2 separate regions of the Mus musculus genome follow, and region 2 is linked to region 1. A link is a loop called in an ENCODE intact Hi-C map of the cell type or tissue named here. Cell type or tissue: gastrocnemius. All regions are shown on one strand.

Region 1 (8,000 bases):
TGAGGGGCTTACACATATATTCTGAGTTCATGGACTCTGGCATTTTTGTACTGTATCTGGAGCTACCTTGAGTCCTTTTCATTTCTTCACTCATTGAAGCCCTGTAAGGATGCCATGCCATTAGCTCAGTCGCTGTCATTTGCCGATGAAACAGTGAAAGTGACTCGAGCTCAGTGGCACTCAATTGCGTGGTTAGCTCTTGGCTTGTACAAGCTGAGCTGGGGTGTCAGTGCAGGCAGTGTGAGCAGAGGGGTGCATCTCACTGGTGGTTCCCTGGCTTTGGGTAGGTAAGCCCGTAGGTCCTACTCCTACTCATCCCCAGGTTTCCAAAGTCCACCAGCTTTACCATACACAACAGTGCCATATTGTCCCTACTGCCTTAGGCAGCCAGCAGCCATCATCAGCTCACACACTCGCTGGGTCAGGTGATCAGGGTATTTGTGGAAAAGGTCCTGGGTGGGAAAGAGACCCACGAGGATGGTGGAATGTCAATGGTAGCGGAGCTGGCTGTTACTGAGTGTGCAGTGTCTCCTGCTGGGACCTTCCTCAGGCCTGAGCACTCATGCACATGATACAAGCTAACCACGCCTTTCCTGTTGCTGGCACTAAGCCCAGCAATCATTGATCCCACGTGGCCCTTGCCCTGTTGAGATTAGAAAAAAAAAGTTGACTCTTCTGGGCCACCTCCCATTCGGGCTTTATTGCTTTCTGGACACCTTTGGTGAATGTCCCCAGTCCTTTAAAAGCGCAGAGTCCGCTAGACTCTACCTCCAGTCTGTGACCTAGAGATAAGTGAGTACAATCTAGGGCAGCCGGCGAAGCTCCTGGTAGCTCTGGCTCGGATCTTCTTGAGCAGATGTCTGGGGAGGTGAGTCTGTTGCCTGGGCAAGGGCACTAAGGATTTGGTCAAGGCTGGGGGTGGGGGCTTTTGTCTTGGGGCCTCTGCCACCCATGTTTCCTGTCTTTTTTTCCCCCTACGGCAGACACCAATGTGTAGTATGGACCTACCTGAGGTCAAGGTGAAGACCAGCATGGCTGGCAGATGCCGTGTGTTCTGGTATGAGCAATACGTACAACCATGTATAGTGGAACTTGTGGGCTCCGCTCTCTTCATCTTCATCGGATGTCTATCGGTCATTGAGAATAGTCCGAATACTGGGCTCCTGCAGCCTGCCTTGGCTCATGGGCTGGCCTTGGGGCTCATCATTGCTACCTTGGGGAACATCAGGTGAGACCAGACCTCATCATTAGCTTAGTGCCAATCTGGGGAATTCTTGGGCACCCACTTATGGTCTTACAAACGTGGGGGTGGGTCATCTAGCTCTGCAGTCTGTGAAGACTATTAAATAGGAGTCATACTGTTACTACATGTTAAAGTTAGCTTCGAGCCAACATATACCCATTGCTAGCTATTGCCTCTGCTCTATACTGAGCATGATTCAGATATTTGATTCTAGTGACAAACTTAAGAAATAGGTTCTGTTATTTCCCGTTTTATATTTGCAAAAGAGAAAAGTCCACATCACTGAGATGAGGTATTTGCTACCAGGTGGTGGAGCCAGGAGTCAAATTCAAGCTGTCTGGCTTAGTGTCCAAAGCCGAGGGATTGTCTTGGGGAGATGGGATCGTGGGGTGCTCAGTATTCACTACTGTTGCTGCTACTCTTTGGGAGTGAATTGGAAAAAGCAAAGCGCCGGGTTTTTGTCCACTGCGATGCACAGAAAGTGCAGGGGCTTCAACCTGACAAGAGTGTTTTGTTTTGTTTTGTTTTTTAGAGGCAGAAAAATGACCATCCCTTGGTTTTTTATCTGGGTAGGAGCCCAGTAGAATGGGTTGATGGGAGGTGGGCTGTTTCCCAGAAGAGCCAGCTGTAATGGTAGACATTCCGATTGGGTCATCTGACAGGGGGACTGGGATAGGGCTGTTCTCTATCTCACTCGAAATCAGATCTGAGTGAGGACATTGAGTTACTGCCCTCTGGGAAGAAACAATGGACAGTTTATTATCTCTTTAAATGGGTGGGTGGGGGTGCAGGAGTTCTGGGCAGGGTGAAAGGCACATGACCTTCTATCTAGGTAGGCCTGGTGGCTTCCTGGCTGGGCAACCAAGGCGAGCCTCTGAGCTTGTGTTTAGCTGTGTGATGCAGAAGAGGGCAGCATCAGCTTCAGTGAAGCCCGGAGTATGACCAGCAGGCAGAGATGCCTGCTGAACACGCACCAACATCTTGCTTTTGCAGTCAGCTGTACCGACTGTAGGTACAGCACTTTGGCCACATTTCTGAAAGGCCAGAACAAGCTCTGAGGAGTTGGAGTAAACCATGGATGTTCTCTGTATGTGTTTGTCTCTAAGGCCAACTAGGGCCTGGGGTTAGGGCCTGCTCCACCCATCTGCAGCTACCTTTGCTCCTCTCACCCCAACACAAAGCTCTTCGTGGAAAAACGGGAGCGATTTGCACATTTCTGCTTATGGAAGGGACTGGGCTGACTCCAGCCTGCAGGCTCAGCTTGGAGGACAGGCTGAAGTACATATTCCCAAGGGATGTCCCTGTGGTGAGCCTTGGAGCATGTCCTCATGGCTTCCTTCTCTTCTTGGTTGTAGCGGTGGACACTTCAACCCTGCTGTGTCGCTGGCAGTCACAGTGATCGGAGGCCTCAAGACCATGCTGCTAATTCCCTATTGGATCTCCCAGCTATTTGGAGGGCTGATTGGGGCTGCCTTGGCTAAAGTGAGTGGTCCCTGCTGGGATAGGACTAGTGGCTTGGTACTGATGGAGTCCCCTTTCCCCTCTCTTACCTTTGGGTTTGCTTGAAATCTTAGAAATCTTTCTATTAGTCAAAAAGGCTACTTCCCGGGCCAAGGAGATGCCCCAGCAGTTAAGAGCACTGGCTGCTCCTCCAGAGGACCTGGGTTCAGTTCTCAGCACCCACATGGCAGCTCACAACCTTATGTAACTCCAGTCTTAGGGCTCTAACACTCTTTCCTGGCCTCTGTGGTTACTAGGCATGCACGTGGTGCCCTAGCAGGAGACTTGAACATGCCAGAGAAATGGTCTACCATAGAGCTTCATCCCCTGGATGGGCTCTGTATATAATTCCTGGGGCTCCTTCCCTCCATCCCTCCTGCTCCCCCTCCTTTCTATTCTTCCCTTCTCCCTCACTGTTGACTTCCACCAGTGCCTGTCCCCATGAGACTGACTCACTTTCAACCACTCACTCTGTTTTCTCAAGGCCCTCAGGTCCCTCAATGTCTTCATCTTGGAGAGCTTGAGGCAAGCTAGTTTTGCGCTCTTTTTCTCAGCGAAGATTATTTAGGGGGACTAGGGCCCAACACCCATTATCCTCAGTTTTCAAAGGTGCAAAGCAAGGCTCAGGGAAGTCTTGCAGCTTCTTCGGTTATACATGAAAAGGGGAGAAGCTGGGAAACAGACATGGCTCTGCCCAAATGCAGATGGGTGGGAGCACGGACCTGTGTCAGCTCCCAGCGTCTCTCGTCTAGGCTGAGTGGCTTTTCCTCCACAGGTGGTGAGTCCAGAGGAAAGATTCTGGAATGCATCTGGGGCAGCCTTTGCCATCGTCCAGGAGCAGGAGCAGGTGGCAGAAGCCCTGGGGATAGAGATCATTCTGACAATGCTGTTGGTATTGGCTGTGTGTATGGGTGCTGTCAATGAGAAGACAATGGGCCCTTTAGCCCCATTCTCCATTGGCTTCTCTGTCATTGTGGACATCCTGGCAGGGTAAGTATCCCTCAAAAGTGTGATGGCTGCCCCGTGGCAAATGGAGAGTGGGCTGGCTTTAGGCAGGCAAGAGGCAATGGTGGGTAGGTGGTATCAGGCAGTGCTAGGTGATTTTTGGCTAGAGAATATGGCCACCCTTCTACTTCATTTAGGGCTAAGTCAGAGGTCTGGATGAAAATTCCTAATTTCTGTAATAAGAAATAAAGCATTCCCTCGGGGTGTTGACTCTGTCTTACAAAAAATGATCTCTAACCCTGGTCTCTTTGATTTCAAGCTTCTTGTTAGTTTTGGGAAGGCATTAAGGAGACTCAGGAAAGATTTCTCCCTTGTATAGGTAGTCAAACTGTGGTTCCGAAAGGCAAGAAATGACTCAGGGTCACTGAGAGTCTAAAGAGACAAATCTGGGACAATTATTCACATCTGCTGAAATGTAAGAGGTCAACACCAAAAGTTCAGTTCCTTTTTTTCATTTGGACACAGAACCAAACCTTTCTCAGGCTCAGGGCTCTGTCCCCTTGAATGGTCCGGGAATGCCGTAGCTCAGCAGTAGTGGTGCTTTGCTGCCACCTAGTGACACTTGCTTCACTTACAAGTGTGCTCCCCTACCTGGATGGGCTTCTGGACACAGAACCCACTGAAGGTTATAGATCAGCCTGAAGGCACTGGGTTTGGAGACAGAACCCAGAGCTGAGGTGTGCCTTGGAAACAAGCTCCTTCTGGAAGTAGGGCCCAAGTCTGTGGCATGAGGTCCTCAGTGTGCCAGACACACTTTAGTAACCATCAGGACATGCACATTGTGTCATTTGTTCCTGGCTACAGCCTATGGAGTGGATACTGCCACCTCAGTGGATATGTAGAGAGGTTAGACAAAGGTCACAGAGTAGAACTGCCCGGGCTGGACTTTGAATGTAGGTCAACTCCAAAATGGGCGGAGCTCCTTGGACTTTGCTTTCTAGACTTTGGAAAGGAATGTGCTCCACTTTCCCCTCCTGTCGTGACTAAGCAGGTGCTTTTGCTGACCATTTGTTCTAGAAGTGTGTATGTATGCGGAGGGGCTGATATGATGGTCATGTAGCAATCACCCTTTGTCAGCCTAGAGCTAAGCAAGGCTCCCTTACAGCCTCTGGGATCCACCCAGGGGCCCTGGTATGGGCGTTTAGAGAGGATGTCTGCTTGAGGCTGGCTGTAGGCCTGATTAAGGATGTGGGTTTGAGGTAGGACCTTCTGAGATGCTGGTAACTTGGGTACCTATGTGTCTGCAGTGGTAGCATCTCTGGAGCCTGCATGAACCCTGCTCGTGCCTTTGGACCTGCTGTGATGGCTGGCTACTGGGACTTCCATTGGATCTACTGGCTGGGCCCCCTCCTGGCTGGCCTCTTTGTAGGACTGCTCATTAGGTAGGAGGGTGACAGAGAATCTACAGCTACTAGATTGGCATTCACATAACCTTGGAGGAAAATGGGAATCTTCAGAGGGAAGTGTGCTGCCTCTGCCTAAGGCCTTTGGCTCCAAGTGATAGAGATCCACTTTGCAAGGGGAACTAACTGGCTCTTAGGATTGAAGTGTTCATGGGTGTCACTGGCTCCAAGTAGGACTCAAATGTGTTTTGAAGGACTTGGGATAGTCCTATGGGTGGGTAGGCTTCATGTTTAGGTTGGCTTTAAAATATTTTTTTATCTATTTTTTTTACAACATATTTAGATAATATTCTTTCCCCTTGGAGCACCAATTCCTCCCAGACCTTCCCTATCTTCCCTTGGCTGTGTCTGGGAGGGCTGAGTCTGGGCTGGATGCGTAGCCTTCTTGTAACATTACCCACTGCAGTCTAGAGGCTTCAGGCTATGCCTGGAGCCGGGTGTAAAACACCACTAATCACTCCGTTGCTGATTTCTGAATGGCTACCCATACACACCCTTCTGGATAAGGTATGTGTGGGACCAGAGAGGAAACTGCCCACCCACTGCCTGAGAGGACTCAGCTCAGGAAACCACCCGTCTAGAGAGTTCTGGGCTTAGAGATTTGTAATGGAGAGCTGGGTCTTTCTTGCAGGGGAATAGAGACCTCACAGGGCAATTTATTTTTAGGCTCCTCATCGGAGATGAGAAAACCCGCCTAATTCTAAAGTCGAGGTGAAGAAGAACTGCTGGCGACGTTCCCACTGCCTGGAGTCCTCAGCTGCTTGTCCTAAGTTGAGGACGGAACAATTCCATTATCTCCTGCAGGACCTGAGCTAACAGGAGTCACCATGACAGCAGCTGACCTAGGCCTGGCTTCTCAGGCAGGCAGGCAGGCAGGCGGCTGCTGCTCTGTCCTGAGCATGCTCCTGGAAACCTGGAATTTCTCTGTGCTCATGGAGTGGGCCTGGGGCCCAGCCTAAAGACAGGTAGAGACCGCATAGAAAAAGAGGGTAGGCCTCTTTTCTTGCGAGAGGGCAGGGATTAGAAGGGCTGAGAAGGTGGAGAATGCACACTGTCCATTTCTTCAGTCCTCTTTCTTTTTTACTAGGTTGGGTTTGGAACCCAATTCATGCACACTAGGTGAGCACTTTGCTACTGAGCCCCTGCTCTCCACACCCTCTTTTCTCTTGATTACAGTTACAGAAGGTCTTTCAGGAGCCCAAAGATCTTGCTTCCTCAGCTCCCAATCTGACTTTGTAATAAATGGCTTAGCATTTCATCCCAGGTGTCTGTTGACTTGTCTTTTGTTTAAGACATGGGCACTGATGAGGAGGAAATAAAAGTCTGGGTGGAGAGGCTGGCTTGCAGAGCCAAGGTAGGTACTTATATGGTCCCTTTCAGAGTCTGTCTGCACTCAGATGGAGCCACTGTGGCATTAAGCCCAGAGCACAGTGTTCATTTACTTACGCTCTAGTTGGAAAACCTGCTGAAAATTGAATGTAAAACCCAGGGCCTTGGTGAATGCCCAGTACTACCTGGATATGGACCAATCCATTCATTGCACTCTAGCTAGGGATGAGGTGGGGGTGGGGCAAAGATGCAGGAATTCTTCATGGAAGGAGAACAGCAGCAGATAGCATAGACTGATGAGCCACTGGCATGTGGGTGAGAGACGTGAATAGAATAAAGAAGGGATAAGGAGACACAGTAGTAACACATCTTCCAAGTGGAGCATGTATCTACTCTAAGAACCATGGGGCATGGGTTTGATTCTCAGAACCCACATGGTGGCTCATGAGTGTCTCTAACTCCAGTCTCAGGTATGTCTGGCTCCCCACTCTGGTCTCCTGGGAATGGCATACACACGGTGCACAAACCTAAATACAGGTGAAACACCCACATACCTAATCTAAGAACACATCAAAAAGATCATCCACCATGGTCAAGTTGGCTTCATGCTAGAGATGCAGAGTTGGTTCAACATACAAAACCAGATAAATATAATCCATCACATAAACAGACTGAAAGAAAAAAACCCCACATGATCATCTCACTAAACTCAGAAAAAGCCTTTGGCAAAATCCAATATTGCTTCATGATAAAAGTTCTGGAGAGATTAGGGATACAACGGACATACCTCATCCTAATAAAGGTGATTTGCAGCAAGCCCACATCCAATATCAGCCTAACATTGGCCAATATTAAGCCAATATTAACATAGTTCCATTGAGACCAAGAACAAGACAAGGTGTCCATTCTCTCCATACCTGTTGATTATAGCACTTGGACTCTTAGCTAGAGCAGTAAGCCAAGTGGAGGAGATCAAGAGAATAGAAAAGGAAGATGCAAAAAAAAGAGTGTTTATTTATAGATTATATGGCTTTGTGCATAAAAGGCCCTAAAAACTCTGCCAGGAAACTTGTACAGCTGTTAATACACTCAGAAAAGTGGAAGGGTACAAAATTAACAAACAAAAATCAGTTGTCTCTTTCTATACACAAACCATCAGTAGTCTCCCTGTATACAACCAGTGCCTTCCTATATACAAACATCAGACTGGGAAAGAAATCAGCAAAACAGCACTATCTTACAATAAGCTAATTCCAGCCCCCCCTTGGGATAAGTCTAACCAAGAAACTGGAGGACTTGTATAATAAAAGCTTGAAGAATTGAAGGAGGAAACTGAGGAAGATATCAGAAGATCAAAAGAGCTGTGCTCATGGATAAGTAGGGCTAATACAGTGAAAATAGCCATCCTACCAAAAACAGTTTACAGGTTGAATGCAATCCCCATCAAAATTCCAAGGCAATTCTTCACAGAAATTGAAAAAAAAAAGTTTAAACTTTATATGAAAACTCAAAAAAAATCC
Region 2 (8,000 bases), 450 kb before region 1:
GTCGTTCTTCCTGTTCTCCACCATGGCACAAGACCAAGGGGAAAAGGAGAACCTCATGCTCTGCTTCAATATCTGCGTCGGGAAGAGCAGAGACAGACTGACCCGGGCAGCCATGGTGTTGGAGCAGCTCACAGGCCAGACCCCGGTGTTTTCCAAAGCTAGATACACTGTCTGGTCCTTTGGCATCCGGAGAAATGAGAAGATTGCTGTCCACTGTACAGTCCGCAGAGCCAAGGCAGAGGAAATTCTGGAGAAAGACCTGAAGGTACGGGAGTATGAGTTGCAGAAAAATAACTTCTCGGATACTGGAAACTTTGGCTTTGGAATTCAGGAAAACATTGACCTGGGCATCAAATACGACCCAAGCATTGGTATCTACAGTCTGGACTTCTATGTGGTGCTGGGTAGGCCAAGGTTCAGCATCGCAGACAAGAAGCGCAGAACAGGCTGCATTGGGGCCAAACACAGAATCAGCAAGGAGGAGGCCATGCGCTGGTTCCCAGTATGCTGGGATCATCCTTCCTGGAAAATAAACTTTATACAAAAAGCCAATAAAATTTCCTCAGAAATGGAAAAAAAAAAAAAAAACTTTTGATGTCTTGATCTCTGTGGGGAACTTGATCATCATCATGGTGTTAGAGCTGAGCCAGTGGAACATCACTACTAGTAACTGGTCCATCTTGATGATGCCGTTGAGGAATCATCATCTCTTTCTACAAAGGATGTAGAGCAAGACCTTTGAGAAGTGTGTACATCCGTCTGTCCTGTGTAATACAGTCTAGTAATGTCTTCATGACATTTAACCTTCCAAACTCTAGCTAGTGGCCATTGGTTTTGCCCTTTTCCTTTTTCTTTCTTATCTATCACTCTATCACTCTATCACTCTATCTATCTATCTATCTATCTATCTATCTATCTATCTATCTATCTATCCATCCATCCATCCATCTATCTCTCTATCTCTCTACCTCTATATCTACTATCTCTATCTCCTTTTTTTTTCTTTCTCTTTTGGAGACAAATTCTATGTAGCCCTGGCTGTTCTTGAACTCACTGTATAGACCAGGCTGACCTCAAACTCCCACAGCTCTGCCTGCCTCTGCCTCTGCCTCTGCCTCTGCCTCTGCCTCTGCCTCTGCCTCTGCCTCTGCCTCTGCCTCTGCCTCTGCCTCTGCCTCTGCCTCTGCCTCTGCCTCTGCCTCTGCCTCTGCCTCTGCCTCTGCCTCTGCCTCTGCCTCTGCCTCTGCCTCTGCCTCTGCCTCTGCCTCTGCCTCTGCCTCTGCCTCATGAGTACTAGATTAAGACATAGCCACCACATCCCACTGGTCTTGCTTTGTTTTTAGCCTTGAAGTTTTTCTTTTGAATTTGGCTGTGGATGTCTGAACATGTGTGTTTGGGGGCTTGCTATGAAAAAAACAATCCTGGGCCTCTGTCCTTAGTCTGTCCTTGGCATCCACCTTTGGTGGCCACTGACATCTAAGATTTGTAAAGCTCAAGAGGTGCCTTGCTGGTTTGCACGTGAGTCTTTTCCATCTGGAAAGCCATGCCTTTGGACTCTAAAAACCATGATTTATGGACAATAATTCCCATTTGTTTCTGCATTACTTTTTTCCTGAGATTCATTATTTGGGTTTATATTTCCTGGACTAAATTCCTGATTTTCTTATCCTTTCTTCTTAATTTCAAACTTTAAAAAAAATTATTTATTTGTGGGGCGGGGGTGTCACAATGCATGTGTGCAAGTCAGAGGACAATCTGCAGTAGTCACTTGTCTCCTTCCACCATGTAGGTCCTACAGATCAAACTCAGGTCATCAGGTTTGGGGGCAGGCATCTTTACTTACTTCTGTTGTCATAGCATATCTTAGTGTTCTATTGCTTGCTTTTCTGACCTTCTCCTTTTCATAACACCCTGTTCTCTTTCGTGGCCATAAGAGGACATGTGAAGATATGGTAGGTGTGGTAGTTTGAATATGCTTGGCCCATGGGAAGTGACACTATTAAGAGTTGTGGGTCTATGGAATGAAGTGTAGCCTTGTTAGAAGAAGACTGTCACTGTGTAGGTGGTCTTTGAGGGCACCAGTCCTCAAGCCCCACCCAGTGTGAAATGAGACCCTCTTCCTGGCTGCCTGCAGAAGACAGAAGAATCCTCTCCTGGCTGCCATTGGTTCAAGGTGTAGAACTCTCAGCTCCTCCAGCACCACGTCTGTCTGCATGCTGCCGTGCTTCCTGCCATGATGATAATGGACTGAACCTCTGAACCTGTACGCCAGCCCCAATTAGATGTGTCTTTTATAAGCGCTACCTGGGCCATGGTGTCTCTTCACAGCAATAAAACCTAACTAAGATAGTATATTTTTAAGAGGATTTCTTGGCACCGCTTGCTTTAGGAGTATGTGGGTATGAGTTTATCAGGAGGGGGAAGGGGTACTCAATGGATCATCTCATTTTAAGTTCTCCAAGTACTTCTCTTGCTCACAGAGGAATCCTCTGCTCCAGAATGGGGTGGAGAAGATGGGCTGGTACAGAACTGCACACCAGGAACTTAAGGGAGCCAAACAGGCTTTATGTGTAGGCCTTGAATGGACTGCTGGTATGCTCTCTATAGAACTCCTGCTCTGCCATGCAGGATCCTCAAGTCCACAGTTCTTCCACATACTGAGGCTCAAAAGACAACCTCATACTGGGGCCGCCTGAGGAGTTTACAAAATACTGAAGCCTGGGTGGGTGCTGCCTCCAGACTTTTCACTTCCATGATACATCTAGGATGTCTTCTACACACTGGAATTTAAAAATCTTCCCCAGTAGAGTCCAGTGTGCAGCCAAGATCAAAACCATGACTCTCTCTGGTTGGACATCCCCCGAGTTTGCCTCCAAGCTTGTGTTAGGTGGCTCCTTTGCAGCCTTGCCTTCATTCTTACTTCCAGAGTTACCTTCTACCCATCAGTAGCCAGTGTTAGGACTAGGTGTTTCCAGGTTCTGGTCATCTTATTTAAAGCATTAAAAAAATAAAGTAAAATAAAAGAGGGACATACCGATTACAAAGTCGCATAAGGGCTTTATCGAGAAGCAAGGCAGTGGTATAGATCAGATATGCTTTCAAGAGTGACAAAGGACCAGGTAAGTGGTAGAGTACTCAAGGGTCCTAGTTATTGCCCAGGACTTCTGTTATAGGGTGTTAGGAGAAGGAGGGATAAGTTGCTAAGGGATATAATTTGGGTGGTTCTGTAATTTGACTGATATGCTTGGATTGTGTAAGACTGCTCACGTCCCTTCCTGTGATGCATCTGATTTTAATCATATGCATTGCCAAATTTGCATAGTTATAAGAAGGTAAAGGAATTCTCTCTAAAAGTTCAGTCAGAGGACACGGTTTCACATGATTGACACGCAACCAAAACCAGTCTAGGCTGCGCTGATCCCCACTTTCAGGCCTAGACAAGCTCTAGAATGAATGTGAATGGAAACCAACCTGAGGTAAAAGTGTTTAGGGGTCAGCTTGCAGCAGCTGGGCTCTGAGGCAGTCAACGGCAGAGGGAGGATCAGAGCAGGACTGGGGAGCTCCGGTTCGCAGAGTCTGGTCCAGCATCCCTGGTGTGCACTGGCACTCCTCTTTGGCATACTTCAGCATATCTTTCAGTTGATAAATCATTTCTAGTTTGTCTACATCTCTGTCAGCCAGTTCCACACTGGTCTCTGCCTCCTTGACTTTAATTTTTTTCTTCATCATATTTGTTGCCATTTTAAAAAGACTTATTTACTTTATTTTATGTGTATGTACATTTTACATATATGTGCGCCAGGTTTGAGATATCTGAAAGGACAACAGAAGGCATCGGATTCCCTGGAACTGGATGGTCGTAAGCTGTCCTGTGGGAGCCTGGATGTGAACAGGGGTCCTCTGCAAGAATAGCCGGTGTTCTTGATGGCTGAACCAGGTCTCCAGCTCCTTTGTCTTCTTTTAAAGACTTTCCCTCAGAAGTTCAGACATTTCAGGCTCGGGTCCATCAGTCTGATGTGCTCATCCATCTCTCAGCCACAGATCTCTGCCAGCTTAGCTCATTTCTCTGGGCATTGAAATCTCCCTGATAACACCAGCTTACAAGCCACTTCTTCATGGGACCTCTCTGCTTAGCGTCTTTCTAGATTCCCTTCACCATTCAGAGTCTGGCTGTCAATCACTTTCACTCCTGATTGTCAATCACCTTCACTCCTGTCAATCACCCTCACTGCTAGCTGTCAATCACCTTCACTCCTGGTTGTCAATCACTTTCACTCCTGGCTGTCAATCACCTTCACTGCTGGCTGTCAGTCACCCTCACTGCTGGCTGTCAATCACCCTCACTCGTGGCTGTCAGTCACCTCTACTTCTCATGCTCTCGTCAGCTTCTTGTTCTGTATCCTTTGACATCTGCAGGCAGGTGCCCTGTGCCTCAGACACAACCCTCTTAGTGGATAAAGTGGTATCTCCTGGTTTTGATTTGTGTTTTTCTAAGGAATGAGAACCAAGACTATATTTCCTGTGCTTATTGCCTATTTGTGTATTTGAGGGAAATGTCTATTTCAATTTTTCCTTGGTTTCTCCAGGGAGAGTGTTTATTTGGTATTTTCATTTTTGTTTATGAGACAGGATTTCTTCTCTAGGATTTCTCCTAGCCTGGCTTGAATTCAACATGGAGCTTAGATTAGCTTTCAGTTTATGGCAATTCTCCTGCCTCATCCATCGTGCTCATTTTTGGATTCATTTGTTTTATTTTTCAGTGAGGTCTCACTAGGTTGCCTCAGAAGGACTTGAACACTTGGGTTCAAAGTCCCATCCGCCGTCCTCCGCCCGCCCCCAGCTTCAGACTCTGAGTAGCAAGAATCCCAGGCACTTGACCTTGTGTCAAGCTTCTCCCGAACTTTATTGGACTTGATCCTAGTTGACTTGTAGTCACACAGAATGGATTACAAATATTTCCACCATTCTGTGACTTGCCTTCCCGTGTGTTATCTTTCCACAAATTAAACAAAGGTTTTTAAACTGTATGATAATCAACATGTGTATTTTCTCTTGATCACCTGTGCTTTGAGGGACAGACACGAAACACCACCAGCTGAGCCCAAATCATGGAGAGCTACTCTGCGCTTTCTGATAAAACTTCCAACACCAAGCCTGCGCATTCAAGACCGGGATGCAGTTTGGATTGATTTTTCTCCATATGTGATATGAAGTGGGGGGGGGGGGTCAAATTTAAAAGATTATTTTTAGATTTATGTATTTAATCCCCGTGTTTTACCTACATGGATGTTTAGGTGCCCGCAGAGGTCAGAAGAGGTTTCTGATCCCCTGGGACTGGAGTCACATAGACACGTGAGCAGCCCTGTGGGTGCTGGGAACTGAACCCAGGTCCTCTGTAAGAGCAACAAATGCTCTTTTTTAAAAATTTTTATTTATTTACTTAATGTATGTGAGCAAACTGTCACTGTCTTCAGACACACCAGAAGAGGGCATTGGATTACAGATGATTTTCAGCCACCATGTGGTTGCTGGGAATTGAACTCAGGACCTCTGGAAGAGCAGTCAGTGCTCTTAACCACTGAGCCATCTCTCCAGCCGCACAACAAATGCTCTTAACGGCTAAGCCATCTCTCCAGCCCTGTTTAAATGTTTTTGCACGGGAATGTTTCATGTCCCTAAGCCACCTGCTGGGGAACTAGTATTTGCCCTGCTGAAGCTTGTCACCATTTCCAAAATTGCCTGATGACTGGAGTAAAAAATTATGTCTGGATTCTCAAATTTTAATTAATTAACTAACCAATTAATTATTACACCCACCACCACAGTTTCCCCTTCTTCCCATCCTCTCAGCCTCCCCATCCCACCCCACCCACTCCTCCTCCACTTCTCTTTAGAAAAGAGGACTTCAGTGGATGTCAACCAGCCCTGGCATATCAGATTGCAGTAGGACCAGCTGCATCCCTTCCTACTGAGCCTAGATGAGGCAGTCCAGCAGGGGGAAAGGGTTCCAAAGGCAGGCGACAGAATCAGAGACAGTCCCTGCTCAGACTGCTGGAGTCCCACATAAAGACCAAGCTACACTGTAAGTGAATTCTTGGGTATTTTTTGTTTGTTTGTTTTTTTCTTACAACCCTCTTGCTCTCTTAATTGCAGGGTGTTTCTATAACTGCTCCCGAGTGAATGACACAGAGACCTGGTATTTTTATTAATGAGCTTCTGGCCCTGTGCTGAGAAGGTTCTGAACTATTCTAGAACCCTCTACGCTGCCTACTATCCATCACATACCCATTTCTTGCTATCTGGTCTTGCCCTGGCTTATGGTCCATATCTGTCCTCATGGCTACACTCTCATCAAGACCCATGGCGAATCTTCCTGGTCCATCCACATGGTCTTTCCACACCTCCTCTACGTCCTTTTCCTCTTTCTCTTCCTCCTCCTCCTCCTCCTCCTCCTCCTCCTCCTCCTTCTTCTTCTTCTTCTTCTTCTTCTTCTTCTTCTTCTTCTTCTTCTTCTTCTTCTCTCTCTCTCTCTCTCTCTCTCTCTCTCTCTCTCTCTCTCTCTCTCTCTCTCCCATCTCTTTGGGACTCTGTCACTGGGCTCAGATGTCCTCTCCTGCCTAGCCATAGACTGACCAGCTCTTTATTAACCAATCAGAGATAATGGAGAACAATTTTTATTTAACACTGAGACCATAGGTGCAGAGAGCCTAGGTCAGTCCATGCAGGCTCCCTGGTTGGTGGTTCAGTCTCTGTGAGCTCCTATGGACCTGGATTAGTTGATTCTGTGGGGGATTTTGTGGTGTCCTTGACCCCTCTGTTTTCTACAATTCTTCCTACCCTTCTTCCACAGGATTCCTCTACCTCTGCCTAATATTTGGTTGTGGATCTCTGCATCTGTTTTCATCAGTTGCTGGGCAAAGCCTCCCTGATGACAATTACATTAGTGGCTGTCTGCAAGTGTAGCAGAGTGTCGTTAGCAGTGTCATGGGTGGACTCTCTTCTCATGGCATGGGTCTCAAGCTGGTCTTGCCTGGTTACAGGAGATGGTCAGTTCAGGCTCAATATTCCCCATTGCTAGAAGTCTTATCTAGGGTCACCCTTATAGACCTGAGAATTTCCATTGCCCTAAGTTTCTAGCTCATCCCAGAGATGTTCTTCTCCATTCCAGTCATCTTTCCCAGTACTCTCTCCCTATGCCCCCCATCCCTCCTGTTCCCAACCCCACCCAACCCATCTGGTCCCCATTTACTACAATGCCTATTCTATTCCCCCTTCTCAGTGAGATTCACATGTCCCTACCTTGAGCCTTCTTTGTTGCTTAGTTTCTTTGGGTCTGTGAACTTTACAGCTAATATCCACTTATAAGTGAGTACACAGCATATTTGTCTTTCTAGGTCTGGGTTACTTCAGTCAAGGTGATCTTTTCTACTTCCACTCATTTGCCTACAAATTCTCGTTTAGTCCATTCACTCATCTAGACAGAGAGATAATGTATATACGCTCACAGATATTTACCTATATACTAGTACCACCGTTATCCTTATAAGGCGCTTTTACATTAAGAAGTGTGAGTTCTCTAACTCTGTTCACAAAGTTTGTTTGTTTGTTTGTTTGTTTTATTTTGTTTCTTTAAGGATTTAACTATTTTTAAAAATCTTTTTTATGTGAATGGATGTTTTGCATGCATGCAGTACCTGAAGAGGCCAGGAGAGGGCATCAGATCACCGGGAACAGGAGTTAGAGATGTTTGTGGGTCACCATATAGGTGCAAAGAACCAAATCTAGATCCTGTGCAAGAGCAGCCGGTGTTCTTGCTGCTGAACTGCCTCTCCAGCCAGCATTCTAAAGGAACATTTAAAGACCATTGTGGTTATTCTCAGTCCTTTACATTTCCATAAAATTTTAGGCTCATCTTGTCTATGTTTGAAAAAAAAATGGCTGAGATTTTAGCAAAAAAAAAAAAAAAAAAAAAAAGCATTAAGTCTGTACATTGCTTCAAG

Evidence for each region. Peaks named below come from ENCODE experiments on the same cell type or tissue, not always from the same donor. Only the 100,000 strongest peaks of a DNase experiment are listed, where the experiment ranks them.
Region 2: a loop joins it to region 1, with 3 times the contacts of the local background. A loop is called at or near these places in 28 of 42 quality-filtered maps.

What each region holds. Positions count from the first base shown.
Region 1 is chr7:123,461,591-123,469,590 of GRCm38, forward strand. Aqp8 (aquaporin 8) reads left to right here and starts at 704. Exons shown (of 6, transcript NM_001109045.1): 1 at 704-868; 2 at 984-1,228; 3 at 2,599-2,725; 4 at 3,519-3,733; 5 at 4,996-5,130; 6 at 5,818-6,413. The coding sequence starts at 857. The coding sequence ends at 5,866. In gastrocnemius, a CTCF peak has its summit at 4,321 (motif pointing left); DNase peaks (open chromatin) are centred at 618, 840, 2,174, 2,535 and 5 more places.
Region 2 is chr7:123,010,090-123,018,089 of GRCm38, forward strand. It overlaps the pseudogene Gm6905. Among named protein-coding and RNA genes, the nearest start is that of Rbbp6, 44 kb to the left of the region's middle. In gastrocnemius, a CTCF peak has its summit at 7,703 (motif pointing right); DNase peaks (open chromatin) are centred at 3,582 and 7,712.